Regions from separate parts of the Homo sapiens genome. Here region 2 is linked to region 1. Evidence: chromatin contacts called from ENCODE Hi-C or POLR2A ChIA-PET data. All regions are on one chromosome and are shown on one strand. Each heading gives the region's core, a stretch centred on a gene start or an enhancer-like site at or near the end of the contact. The rest is flanking DNA. Distances are from core to core; before and after follow the strand shown.

The links. A loop is a pair of places that touch in the nucleus more often than their neighbours do. ChIA-PET counts read pairs that join two places held with the same protein, here RNA polymerase II (POLR2A). Pooled maps may share reads with other maps.
Region 2: a map of endothelial cell of hepatic sinusoid shows a loop between it and region 1 (5-fold over the local background). The contact joins the enhancer-like site here to the promoter of IFT56 in region 1. A Hi-C loop is called at or near these places in 1 of 168 maps with a recorded cell type or tissue (endothelial cell of hepatic sinusoid) and 6 of 50 pooled maps. POLR2A ChIA-PET finds 5 or more read pairs at or near these places in 9 of 52 experiments (CD4-positive, alpha-beta T cell, GM12878, HEK293 and 5 more).

What each region holds. Positions count from the first base shown.
Region 1 is chr7:139,129,627-139,136,506 of GRCh38, reverse strand. IFT56 (intraflagellar transport 56) reads right to left here and starts at 2,729. Exons shown (of 18, transcript NM_024926.4): 1 at 2,647-2,729; 2 at 1,715-1,852. The coding sequence starts at 2,649. RefSeq lists enhancers at 2,713-2,892, 2,610-2,904.
Region 2 is chr7:139,050,228-139,056,655 of GRCh38, reverse strand. ZC3HAV1 (zinc finger CCCH-type containing, antiviral 1) reads left to right here. Exons shown (of 13, transcript NM_020119.4): 10 at 1,361-1,451; 11 at 2,561-2,691; 12 at 3,075-3,205. Among named protein-coding and RNA genes, the nearest start is that of MIR10399, 9.3 kb to the right of the region's middle. Within about 2 kb of position 2,220, at least 2 of the 41 ENCODE cell types and tissues checked have a DNase peak (open chromatin) inside an H3K27ac peak, as active enhancers do.

The DNA of each region.
Region 1 (6,880 bases), core at 1,480-3,979:
CTGCATTCCAGGCTGGGTGACAGAATGAGACCCTGTCTCAAAAATAAAATAAAATAAAGGCAACCTGGTGTTATGCAACAAGGAAAATGTGGTCATTGTCTTAGAGAAAAAAGAGGAAAACAGACTGATGAAAATAGATATATACATAGCACTCAGTCCACTGATTCACAGAACTAGAAGGTTCTTCCATGCCAACTCCCCCACTGTAAAGATGAGAAAGCTGATGCCCAAAAAGCTAAAAAACACGCTCAACACCAGAGTACTTAGTAAGAAGGCAAACTAGGCCGGGCGCGGTGGCCCACACCTGTAATCCCAGCACTTTGGGAGGCCGAGGCAGGTGGATCACCTGAGGCCAGGAGTTGGAGACCAGCCTGGCCAACATGGTGAAACCCCATCTCTACTAAAAATACAAAATATTAGCCAGGTATGGTGGCAGGCACTTCTAATCCCAGCTACTCAGGAGGCTGAGGCAGGAGAATTGCTTGAACCAGGGAGGTGCAGGTTGCAGTGAGCTGAGATTGCGCCATTGCACTCTAGCCTGGGTGACAAGAGTGAAACTCCAACTCAAAAAAAGAAAAAAGAAAAAAAAAAGAAAGTGAACTATTTGTGGAAGATGGAGAAATATATGTAAACCTAATTATAACAATTATTAAGGGTAGATTCAGAGTAATATGGACAGAGTAGCATTTTAAGAGAAATGAGTGTGGTACAACACAACCAGACCATGCTGTCAGAACTCTTCATTCTTTGGTGCAACCCTTCACCCTCCTATAACATGTGTTTCCCACAAAGCAGTTTTTTAAAGCACAGTCTCCTGGGACCATCTCCATCAGAAGCACTTAGACTACTCACCTTAAAATGCAGATTCCTGAGCACCTCTGCAGACTTACAGCAGGAGCCCAGGAATCGATATCTTATTAAGTACCCTAGGTAATTCCAATGTATATTAAAAGGTGAGAACTACTGCCATGGAGATTTGAAATATTTTCTGGGGCTATATTTTCAACCGTAAGCATGTTAGAATTATTTAAGTTTGATCAAAATTTTAGAACACATAATAGGAAAAAATCATACATTGGTCAAGGGTTGGGATAAGCAATGTGTGAAATGACATTGTATAAAAGGTCCCTTCATATTTTTAGATTGTAATCACTGTTGGTGAACTAGACATACTCAAAAGTGGCCCTCAAGAAATAAGTTTTGTTTTGTTTTTTTTTTTTTTTTTTTTTGAGACGGAGTCTCGCCTTGTAGCCAGGCTGGAGTGCAGTGGCATGATCTTGGCTCACTGCAACCTCCGCCTCCCGGGTTCAAGCGATTCTCCAGCCTCAGCCTCCCGAGTAGCTGGGACTACAGACACGTGCCACCATGCCCAGCTAATTTTTGTATTTTCAATAGAGACGGGGTTTCACCATGTTGGCCAGGATGGTCTCGATCTCTTGACCTTGTGATCTGCCCGTCTCGGCCTCCCGAAGTGCTGGAATTACAGGCATGAGCCACCGCGCCCGGCCAAGTTTAGTTTTTTAGTTCGTTTTTTATCAGGTTTATAGCTAACTTGGAATCTGGAATCTGTGCCTGACTAGATTTACAGGGGATTTGTACAGGAAGCCCCAGAATGCACCCACCTATTTCAAGAGCATAGCAAACAGCATTCACCCAAGCATTCATCTACAGTCTGGTATTCATACACTAAGAAGCAACGTTCTTTGGGCATTACCTCCAACAGGGTAATAGCTCCAGTGAAATCTCTTTTTGAAAGTAGCTCCTCTAGTTTTGGAATCTTCCTACCTTTCTTCTTTCTTTTGTCAGTGTGCTGTACGCCTCTGCCTACAGCAGGTTTGGCCCTTGAAAGCATCTGTAAAAGAAACAAAGACAGCTGTATGGTCCAATTCTGATTATCAGATTTAAACTGAGAGTGACAGCTCTGTAATTTATAAGTCAAGGCCGGGCACAGTGGCTCATGCCTGTAATCCCAGCACTTTGAGAGGCGAAGGCGGCGGATCACGAGGTCAGGAGTTGGAGACCAGCCTGGTCAATATGGTGACACCGCATCTCTACTAAAAATACAAAAATTAGCCGGGCGTGGTGGCATGCGCCTGTAGTCCCAGCTACTCGGGAGGCTGAGGCAGAAGAAACGCTTGAACCTAGAGGCAGAGGTTGCAGTGAGCCAAGATCGCGCCACTGCACTCCAACCTGGGCGACAAAGCGAGCCTCCATCTCAAAAAAAAAAAAAAAATTATAAGTCAAATCCTTAACAACGAACCCCAGGGAAGCCTATTCAAACTCGTTTTGTAACAGGTATTCTACTAGAAGAGCCATCAGCCAATACTTAGGAAGGACCAAACAGCTACTCCCAACTTTTATCTTCTCTGGCTAGAGATGCTTTCGCATTGCTTCTGTCATCTCAGCTTTCCCTTCCTCTGCTTCCCATCCCACGAGTGGTTTAAATGTGAGTAAACGGAAAAGCAGGAGGGAAGAAAGCACCGAGGTATTTACAGTTGCATCCCTGTCCCCCGTGGGAACACAGGGAGAGCTGGGGATTACTCTCTGCGGACACACCTAGACTTCACACAGAAGTGTGCTGGGAACCTCTAATCGCCAGCCTCAGGACCTACTCAAAGTACTCCCTTACTATTCAGAGCCACTAACCATCTTGACGTCGGTCTTGTGAGTCCCCACCACACAGCGAAGGCCGCGCCTCAGCGTTTCGCCGCATCCACACAGCACGTTCTGTCTCCACGGTAACCCCGCCTGGACGCTGGTACGAACGGGAGAAAAGCTCGTTGGAGAACCAGCGCCCGCGGCTTCTTGGTTCCGTGCAGCTTCTGCCGCGGAAGAGCCGAGGTTCCTCTTGGGAGGAGAGCGTCGTTCTCTGGGCTGAGAGCGAAAGTTTGGTTGTCTCTATTTATGAGTTTACTTTAGGAAAAGGCGAATTGGAATGGCATTGTTTTTCAAATGCAAGTTTTCTGGGAAAGAAATTTTCAGGGACCACTTCTGTTTGGGGCCGTGTTGGACTCCATAGCAACCCTTGACTATGTGCACCGCAGAATCTTGGTCTCTGGCTGGTGCGGGAAGCTTAGAAAATTTCTGCTGAAGGAGTTGTAGTTCTGTGATTTGGAAGCAGGAGTGCACCAAAATACAGTTTCCTATTTCCACAGATACACCTACACACAATAGAGAACTGTAATAAATATTTGTCGATTGGATGACTTAATTTATCTATCTTACTCCTGAACCCAGTTAATACAGGGGCAACCACAGTCTTTAAATTCACGAAATCGTGGAATGTTAGAGTTGGAAGGGACCTTACAGGACCTCTGGTCAACCCCTCAGAATTAACAGACTGAAGAACTAACATCTTGTTAGTTAACTAATGTCAGCCTAAAATAACCAAAAAGCTCAGGGATCCAGTTGAAAGAGTTTATTCAAGTGCAAAGTGTGAGGGCGGCTATCCCGGGAACCACTGACAGCAAAGAATGGTGATCAGTGCTCCCTGATGCAGGGAAAGGTGAGGGTCATTTATATCACCAAAAACAGGAGTGCTGTACGTAATTACAGCATTTTCTAGATGAGGCTAACGTACACAGAAGATTCAATTCACTACTATTGATTACACTGTAAGGGGGTTGTTTAATATTCTATTGTAAAGAGGTAACAATCACAAGGGTCTCTATCTCCAACGTCATTTAGTCTGAATAAAGAATAAAAAATCTGGTTAATATATAACATCAACACAAAGATCAGGAAGCAACAGTCATGCACCAGAGAAGAAAAACAGCCATGTTCTGTGATTTAGTTTACAGGGCTTAACTTTTCCCCTTGGCATAGTACGTTTGGAAAGTGCTGAAATTTTCTTTTCACATTTTCCCCTTTTCTTCAAAAGCTTTCAGAGAAAGCATTATAGAAGAATTATATTCTCAGGCCGTGTATTTGATCAAACCTCATGTCACTAGGAAGGCCCCTTCCTGGCAGTCACATCCCAGGGAGGAGGGGAAATTGGAAAGGACCAAGTCCGAATTATAAAGCAACAAGAGAAAGTAGTTCTGGAACCTGATTCAGGCTACACGGCTGCCTCTTCAATCAAACAATTCTCTGAGTAGTCTTTGTTCTACACATTTTCTCAGCTGTGTGTTGACCCAATTGCAGATAAATACCATAACAGCTCTGCAGACAAAGGCAAGACAAAACACAAACTATGATAATTCCTAAAATACATAACAGCTTTTGCCACCAAGTTCCCCAAGATCCAAATCAATTACTTAACCAGTAGCTTAGAGAGGGTTTTGGATCCGAAAGGTTAATTATTAGAGTTTTTCAAATCAGTTATTAATTTGGTGACGTTATTTGATTCATCTGGGATATAAACACAGCATTCAGTTTCTGTCATAGCACAGATTCCTCCTTGGGCTGCAGTGAGTATGTCTAAGACCATACAGTTTTGTAATACAGTCTTCTCATGACAGTAACTTCATTATTTAATAATGAGACATTCATGTGGCTGTTATTTAGGGCCTTTTGTGTGTAATTGGTTAGGGCCTGTACATGGCAAATGACATCTTCAATACACAGTTGTGGTACAAAGACAGAAGTGAATCTAAGTGGCTTCTGGAAGGTAAGCACTTTCTATTTCTTCTGTTAAAGACACTATTGCGTAAACCTTTACAGTAAGTTCCAGATTCATCCTTTAAATAACATGCGTCTGTAAACCAAACAACATTAGCCTAAGTAAGAAAAGTCTCTTGCAGATCAGTCCTAGGAGAAAACAAGTTTATCAGTTAGAGTTATGCAATTGTGTGGTGTTTCATCTGAAAGTGAAGGAAGAAGAGTTGCAATATTTAGCTTGTTACATCTAGAGATGGTGACATGAGAAGCTAAAAGAAGTGAAACTTTCTATGAAGTTAGTCTACTCATTGAATAACGTTGAGTGTGGTTCAAGTTTAGCAATGCTTCCACAGAATGAGGGATGAAAACAGTAAGGGGAGTTTTAAACAATTTCTTTTCTCTCAGAGTGTAAGGAGAAAAGGAAAGGCCCCTTTAAGTTCCATGGAGCACCCCCATTCTTTATTATCTGACTCCACCTGTTGTTCTTTCCTTTTTAGTTTTTGGCAGTTCGTTTTAATGTGATCAGGCTTTTTGCATTAATTGAAAGTGTATGGTTAAGTCTATTTGCGGATTTATAAGGATATCTTGAAGGTCCAAATTGTGTGGACATTTGTTTCGACTGTAAAATCATAATTTTATTAGCCTTGCTCTTTTGTTTGGCCTCCTTCTCAGATTTGTCTTCAGTTATGAGACAACTGGGCAGCAAGACTGACCAAATTATGATTTTGAGAAGTGGCCCAGCGAGGGTTTTGTCTTTTCATTATTAGTGCTAATTCTTCATCTAACCTATTTATAAAACTGGAGTTGAGAAGAATATCATTTTGATTATTAGCTTAGCTTTCTTCAGATAAACCCGAATATTGTTTAAGTTTACTCACACCTCTCAAAATATGATATTACTGACTCATCTGGATTTTGTTGACCTTGTTGTATTTTACTACAGTCAACTACTCTTAGAAACAGTGAGGAGTGGCTTGAAGCAATGCCTTTGCAGTTTTGTGTGTCTGCCTACAGTCCTGAGCATTTATGAAAGTCTTCTAAGAGATTTCTATAATGGGCCTTGTCTGTCTAATCTTTTTTTTTTTCTTTATACTTTAAGTTCTAGGGTACATGTGCACAACGTGCAGGTTTGTTACATATATATACATGCGCCATGTTGGTGTGCTGCACCCATTAACTCATCATTTACATTAGGTATATCTCCTAATGCTATCCCTCCCCCCTCCCCCCACCCCATGACAGGCCCCAGTGTGTGATGTTCCCCTTCCTGTGTCCAAGTGTTCTCATTGTGTCATAGCGTTCTCACTGTGTCATAGTGTTCAGTTCCCACCTATGAGTGAGAACATGCAGTGTTTGGTTTTTTGTCCTTGCGATAGTTTGCTGATAATGCTGGTTTCCAGATTCATCCATGTCCCTACAAAGGACATGAACTCATCCTTTTTTATGGCTGCATTGTATTCCATGGTATATATGTGCCACATTTTCTTAAACCAGTCTATCATTGATGGACATTTGGGTTGGTTCCAAGTCTTTGCTATTGTGAATAGTGCCACAATAAACATACGTGTGCATGTGTCTTTATAGTAGCATGATTTATAATCCTTTGGGTACATACCCAGTAATGAGATGGCTGGGTCAAATGGTATTTCTAGTTCTAGATCCTTGAGGAATCGTCACACTGTCTTCCACAATGGTTGAACTAGTTTACAGTCCCACCAACAGTGTAAAAGTGTTCCTATTTCTCCACATCCTCTCCAGCACCTGTTGTTTCCTGACTTTTTAATGATTGCCATTCTAACTGGTGTGAGATGGTATCTCATTGTGGTTTTGATTTGCATTTCTCTGATGGCCAGTGATGATGAGCATTTTTTTCATGTGTGTGTTGGCTGCATAAATGTCTTCTTTTGAGAAGTGTCTGTTCATATCGTTCGCCCACTTTTTGATGGGGTTGTTTGTTTTTTTCTTGTAAATTTGTTTGAGTTCTTTGTAGATTCTGGATATTAGCCCTTTGTCAGATGAGTAGATTGCAAAAATTTTCTCCCATTCTATAGGTTGCCTGTTCACTCTGATGGTAGTTTCTTTTGCTGTGTAGAAGCTCTTTAGTTTAATTAGATCCCATTTGTCAATTTTGGCTTTTGTTGCCATTGCTTTTGGTGTTTTAGACATGAAGTCCTTGCCCATGCCTGTGTCCTGAATGGTATTGCCTAGGTTTTCTTCTAGGGTTTTTATGGTTTTAGGTCTAACATTTAAGTCTTTAATCCATTTTGAATTAATTTTTGTA
Region 2 (6,428 bases), core at 971-3,470, 79 kb after region 1:
GCAGAAGGATTGCTTGAGCCCAGGAGTTTAAGACCAGCCTGGGCAACATGGTGAGTTGAGACCCCATCTCTACAAAAACTTTTTAAAAAGTTAGACAGGTGTGGTGGTACACACTTGTGGTCCCAGCTACTCAAGAGGTTGAGGTGGGAGGATCACTTGAGCCCAGGAGGTTGAGCTGTCTTTGCACCATTGTACTCAGCCTGGGCAACAGAGTGAGACTGTCTCAAAAAAAAAAAAAAAGAAAAGAAAAGAAAAAGAAAAAGGAAAAAAAAAAAACAATAAAAACAACGACTAGGTGATTTGACCTATAGAATTTTCCAAATTCAAAATGTAGAAAATTAACCTGGCATGCTGGCTGATGCTTATAATCCTAGCACTTTGGGAGGTTGAGGTGGGAGGATCACTTGGGCTCAGGAGGTTGAGGATATAGTGAGCCATGATCACACCACTGTACTTCAGCCTGGGTGACAGAGTGAAACTCTGTCTCAAAACAGATTAGCAAATTGTTTCCTCATGGGGTCATTTGATGTGTAATTTCTATAAATTGATCATTAGATTTAGGGAACTGATTAGATTTAGGTTCAGTTTTGAGTCAAGTATGCTATACAATTGATGGCTTCGTACCAGTGGTTCTGTCCCATCTTATGAAGAGATATACAGTGTCTGATTGTCCTATTTTTAGTGATGGAGATCACAGAGTAGGTTCAGGTCATTCCAGTCTGATCATTCCACTATACTATTCATCTGATCTTTCACTTAATGGTTTTAGTAGCTAATGATAATGATTGTTTAGAACCATGATGTCATTAAGTATTGCCAAATGGTGGTTTTCTAATTCTATCAACTCTTTTGCAACTATTAGTGTGATTCATCTATAAAGAAGAATTTTTCTGGTAGCTTTAGCTCTATGGGATAGAAAAAGAAAATTACTTCTCAGGTATGGTTACCCTGAAATACAGTTCATACTGGAAAGGCAGAATTCTTTCCTCTAAATTCCTAATATATTTAATCGTTTATCCTTTGACCAAGAAGCTGTAAGACACATTTGCTTAATGCTAACACATTAGGACCTTTGAAAGTTGAGCAGAAATATAAAAAAGAGTCAATACTTTTACATTTTAAGTCAATAGGAAAATGGCATTTAATTGACCGATTATGAATAGTTGCAGCATTTTTAAAAGACATGATTACTGGTACATCTATACCAGGAATATGTGAGGATGTAGTCCAGAGAAAAATACAGAAATAAATATTGTGTATTTCTCTAGGCATCCTTGGCCTAGTGGCTGGAAGTTAAGAGAAAACATCACTTGGGCCTGTGGAGCAGAGAGTTAAGTGAATTCTTTCTCTTTATTTGTAGCCATCAGCCAGCAAAGACCTCGTCAGTGTCTTTAACTGCGACCTTTCGTCCTCAGGAGGACTTTTGCTTCCTATCCTCAAAGAAATATAAGGTACTTGGTTTTACATGTTTGGTGGATGAGTCTGTTAAAAGTTAGAAAAAGTACTTTGCTACAAGTGTATGTGTTTGTCTGGATGAATGAATTGCTCCCGCAAAACTCTTAGATCGGCTGGGTGCAGTGGCTCAGCCCTGTAATCCTAGCATTTTGGGAGGCCGAGGCGAGTGGATTGCCTGAGCTCAGGAGTTCGAAACCAGCCTGGACAACACGGTGAAACCCTGTCTCTACCGAAAATACAAAAAAATTAGCCGGGCATGGCGGCATGAGCCTGTAGTCCCAGCTACTTGGGATGCTGAGACAGGAGAATTGCCTGTACCCGGGAGGCGGAGGTTGCAGCGAGCCGAGATCGCGCCACTGCACTCCTGCCCACTGCACTGCAGCCTGGGCGACAGAGTGAGACTCTGTCTCCAAAAAACAAACAACAACAACAAACACTCTTAGATCAAGGTAGAAAGGCAGTCATCTAATGGTTCTCTTTCCCAGAGATCACCTAACTGCTACAAGGCACCTCATTGTTTCCAGAGTTCAGCCACACACAGTCTCATTTGGGCAGATCCTCGCAACAGCCATGTGAAATGGATATTAACATCTCTATTTTATGGACAAGAAAACTAGAACTCACAGAGTAAAAGTGACTTGTCCGTTAGTTACAATTAACAAGTTTCTATGGGAGTCAAACAAACTGTGCCTCACTGTGTCACTTAACCTAGTTGGATCACAACTATTCCTAGATTGCTTAGCCTCCCCATGCTGGCTTCAGCTTTTGTGCAGGCTGGTCTGCTTGGACTGCATGGCACCTCAATTCCTCTTCCCTTGCATTGGGAAGAGGTTACTGGACTAACTCAGACTGCAGGGGACTTCCCTTTTCCCTTAGGCACAGTGCTTTGCTAGCTTTCAGTTGGCCTGGACAGACAGGCCCGCTGCCTCTCTGATTAATTACGGGAATGAGTTGGCAGATGTGGGAACCCTAAGCCAGCTCATCCTATCTGCTGTTAGAAAGAACCCTGGTAACAATACTTCATGGCATAAGGGGGCACATATGTGGATGTATCATGCTTTAAATGTTTCCTATTTCACATTTATCTATTTTTAAACTTTATTAGTTGTCAGAGATCCATCACCTACATCCAGAATATGTCAGAGTAAGTGAGCATTTTAAAGCTTCCATGAAAAATTTCAAGATTGAAAAGATAAAGAAGATCGAGAACTCAGAGCTCCTGGATAAATTTACATGGTTGGTGGCCACGTTATCGTGTTTCTTTACATAAAACCGGAAAGGATTAGTTAATATCCGTCCTTTGAGATTTATATTCACTGATTTATTTTAGTAGTTAACAGTTCCTTTAGGCGCTAGTCTTTTTTTTTTTTTTTCATTCTATCAACTCTGGCTTCTCTCTCTCAGCCTTACTGCTTTACAATTCAATGATTTCATGTGTCTATCTTTTAAAAGTTTTCATAAATTTATTATTGTACAGCTGCTGCCTTAAAGTTAGTAGCTCCGTTGTGAAAGCTGATGGAGTGAAATTTTTAGATGATTAGACTTTAGCTGGGATTAATGTTATCAACTGGAGTGGGAAGGGGATGTCTCCGTGTTAAGTCTCACATCTCTTATATTAGGAAGAAATCGCAGATGAAGGAAGAAGGAAAACTCCTATTTTATGCGACAAGCCGTGCCTATGTGGAATCTATCTGTTCGAATAATTTTGACAGTTTCCTACATGAAACTCATGAAAACAAATACGGAAAAGGTTAGTGCCGGGATAGAGAAGCGTAACTAGTAGAGTCATAACTCGGGCTTTATATGTGCTTCTATTAGGAGGTATATGTAATTATTTTGTATTAACCAGAGTGTCCAGGCTCTAGTGGTCCTGGAGAGACAGTAAGCTCACGGTAATATCAAATGCCCAAATGAGAGTGAATCAGTTGACTTGGAGCTTGATTGCTGGACCTTAGTCCCTGTCTTCTGTTTTCTTTCTGGGAGTGACCAAAGTCTTCATACGTGCTTGTAAACTACTCCATCTGTTGGTCTTGTTGTCTACCATTACTACTCACTTCTGGCTTGGCTCTTCCTGAACCCATGTCCATGCCTGCGAAGCTATATGAGGCTTCAGTTGTCACAGATTGGTTTTAATTAAAGAGCGGGAGAAGAGGCCTCTCCCCATCTCAGGCCACACTGGGTCACCTCGGTCTGAAGTGTCACAGGTCTGCCCACACACAAAATCTTTATAGCTCTTTCTTTTTGCTCCTAAACTCTTGCATCCAATTTTTTTTTTTTTTTGAGACAGGGTCTCACTTTGTCACCCAGTTTGGGTGACAATCTCGGCTCACTGCAGCCTCAACCTCCTGGGCTCAAGTGATCCTACAACTTCAGCCCCTCAAGTAACTGGGACAACAGGTGTGTGCCACCACATCCAGCTAATTTTTTTTTGTTGTATTTTTTATAGAGACAGGGTTTCGCCATGTTGCCAAGGCTGGTCTCAACTCCTGAGCTCAAATAATCCGCCTACCTTGGCCTGCCAAAGTGCTGGGATTTCAGGCATGAGCCACTGCTCCTGGATGCATGCAACTCTTTTTTTTTTTTTTTTTTTTTTTGGAGACAGAGTTTCGCTTTTATTGCCCAGGCTGGAGTGCAATGGCTCGATCTCGGTTCACTGCAACCTTCACCTCCTTGGTTCAAGTGATTCTCCTGCCTCAGCCTCTCAAGTAGCTGGGATTACAGGCATGTGCCACCACGCCCAGCTAATTTTGTATTTTCAGTAGAGACTGGGTTTCTCCATGTTGGTCAGGCTGGTCTAGAACTCCTGACCTCAGGGGATCTGCCTGCCTTGGCCTCCCAAAGTGCTGGGATTACAGGTGTGAGCCACTGCGCCTGGCCTGCATGCAACTCTTAAAAACAAACAAACCAGAGGGGAGGGGGGTGGGGGGAGGGATAGCATTAGGAGATATACCTAATGCTACGTGACGAGTTAATGGGTGCAGCACACCAACATGGCGCAGGTACACATATGTAACAAACCTGCACGTTGTGCACATGTACCCTAAAACTTAAAGTAAAATAACAATAAAATGAAAAAAAAAGAAAAAAAGAGAAATATTTATGAATGTAAATGTTTATTGTCCATTTTTAACTAATAAGCAAGCTTACTAAAAACTGCACTTCACACTTAGCTTAATGTTTGAGGGAATTAACTTCATAAATAAAAACTAGAAAATTAAAAAAACAAAAAAAAAACTAAGAATCAGTCATCTTTAGGAAATAAGTAATAGTTTATCACAGATTCAAAGTGAGTTCAACTCATACAACTAGGATTAAATTCAATTCTTGCCCCAAAAGGCAAGAAGTCAATCAGCCAGTCAGCAAATATTTTTGAGTGTCTTCTGTACACTAGATGGTGGGTACACAGTGGTGAACAAGTTAGACATGGCCCCAAACACATTTTGCATAATTATCTTACATAATTAATTAAATGACTGTGGCCAGGCATGGTAGCTTAGACCTGTAATTCCTGTACTTTGGGAGGCTGAGGTGGGAGGATCACTTGAGCCCAGGAGTTGGAGACCAGCTTGGGCAACATGGCGAGACCTTATCTAATTTTTTGTTTTAATTACAAACAAATTTTTTTAATTACCTGGGCATGATGGCACATGCCTGTAGTCCCATCTACTCAGCAGGGTGAGGTGGGAGAATTGCTTGAGCCCAGAAGTTTGAGGCTGCAGTGAGCTGTGATTGTGCCACTGTACTCTAGCCTGGGCGACAGAGCAACATTTTGTCTCAAAAAAAAAAAAAAAAAAATTAAATGATTGCAAATGTTGGGCTGCTATAGAGAAAAATAACAGATCCAGGTCAGGCGCGGCAGCTTCGCCTGTAATCCCAGCACTTTGGGAGACCGAGACAGGCAGATCACTTGAGGTCAGGAGTTCAAGACCAGCCTGGTCAACATGGTGAAACCCCGTTTCTACTAAAAATACAAAAATTAGCTGGGTGCAGTGGCCCATGCCTGTAATCCCAGCTACTTGGGAGGCTGAGGCAGGATAATCGCTTGAACCCGGGAGGCAGAGGTTGCGGTGAGCTGAGATCATGCCATTGCACACCAGCCGAGACTCCGTCTCAAAAAAAAAAAAAAGAAAAAAGAAAAAAAGGAACAGGTCCTGTGGACAACTAACCCAGCTAGAGAGGTGTTCCCAAGGATAGAGATAGAGTAGGATTCCCCTGCCTTGTAGAGTCACCACATGGCGGAGAAGGGAGAAATGGAACAAGGTATGACCATAAAGAGCTAAACTTGACTGTAAGCGCATGGGAAACTAATGAAAGGTTTTAAGCTGGGGAATGAATTTATTGATGAGATTTCATAAGTTTATTAAGTTTAAATGTATCAGTGAAACTTACCTAGAAGTGTTTGGAGGAAATGGGAAATGTAGTAACCATCTTAAGTGACATATGATAGGTGAAATTAAAACCCATCAGTTTCTTACAGGTCTATCCTATGTTAGAATTCAAACAAATATTTATCCTAAAAAATGAAATGTTAGGCTAGGCACTGTGGCTCATTCCTGTAATCCCAGCACTTTGGGAGGCCGAGGTGAGTGAATCACCTGAGGTCAGGAGTTTGAGACCAGCCTGACCAACATGGTGAAACCCCCCCATCTCTAATAAAAATACAAAGTTAGCTGGGCGTGGTGGCACATGCCTGTAGTCCTAGCTACTCGAGAGGCTGAGGCATGAGAGTTGATTGATCACAAGAAGGGGAGGCTGCAGTGAGCTGAGATCCTGCCACTGCACTCCAGCCTCAGTGACAGAGGAAAACTCTGTCTCAAAAAAGAAAAAAATAAAGCACTCAGAAATGTAGGAATAGAAATGAACTTTCTTAACACAATAAAGGGAATTTTAAAAAAAGAAAATATAGATTCCAGATTATATAAGTGTGATATAAAAAAACTGATGCAACAAAAACAAAAATGGACAAATGAGAT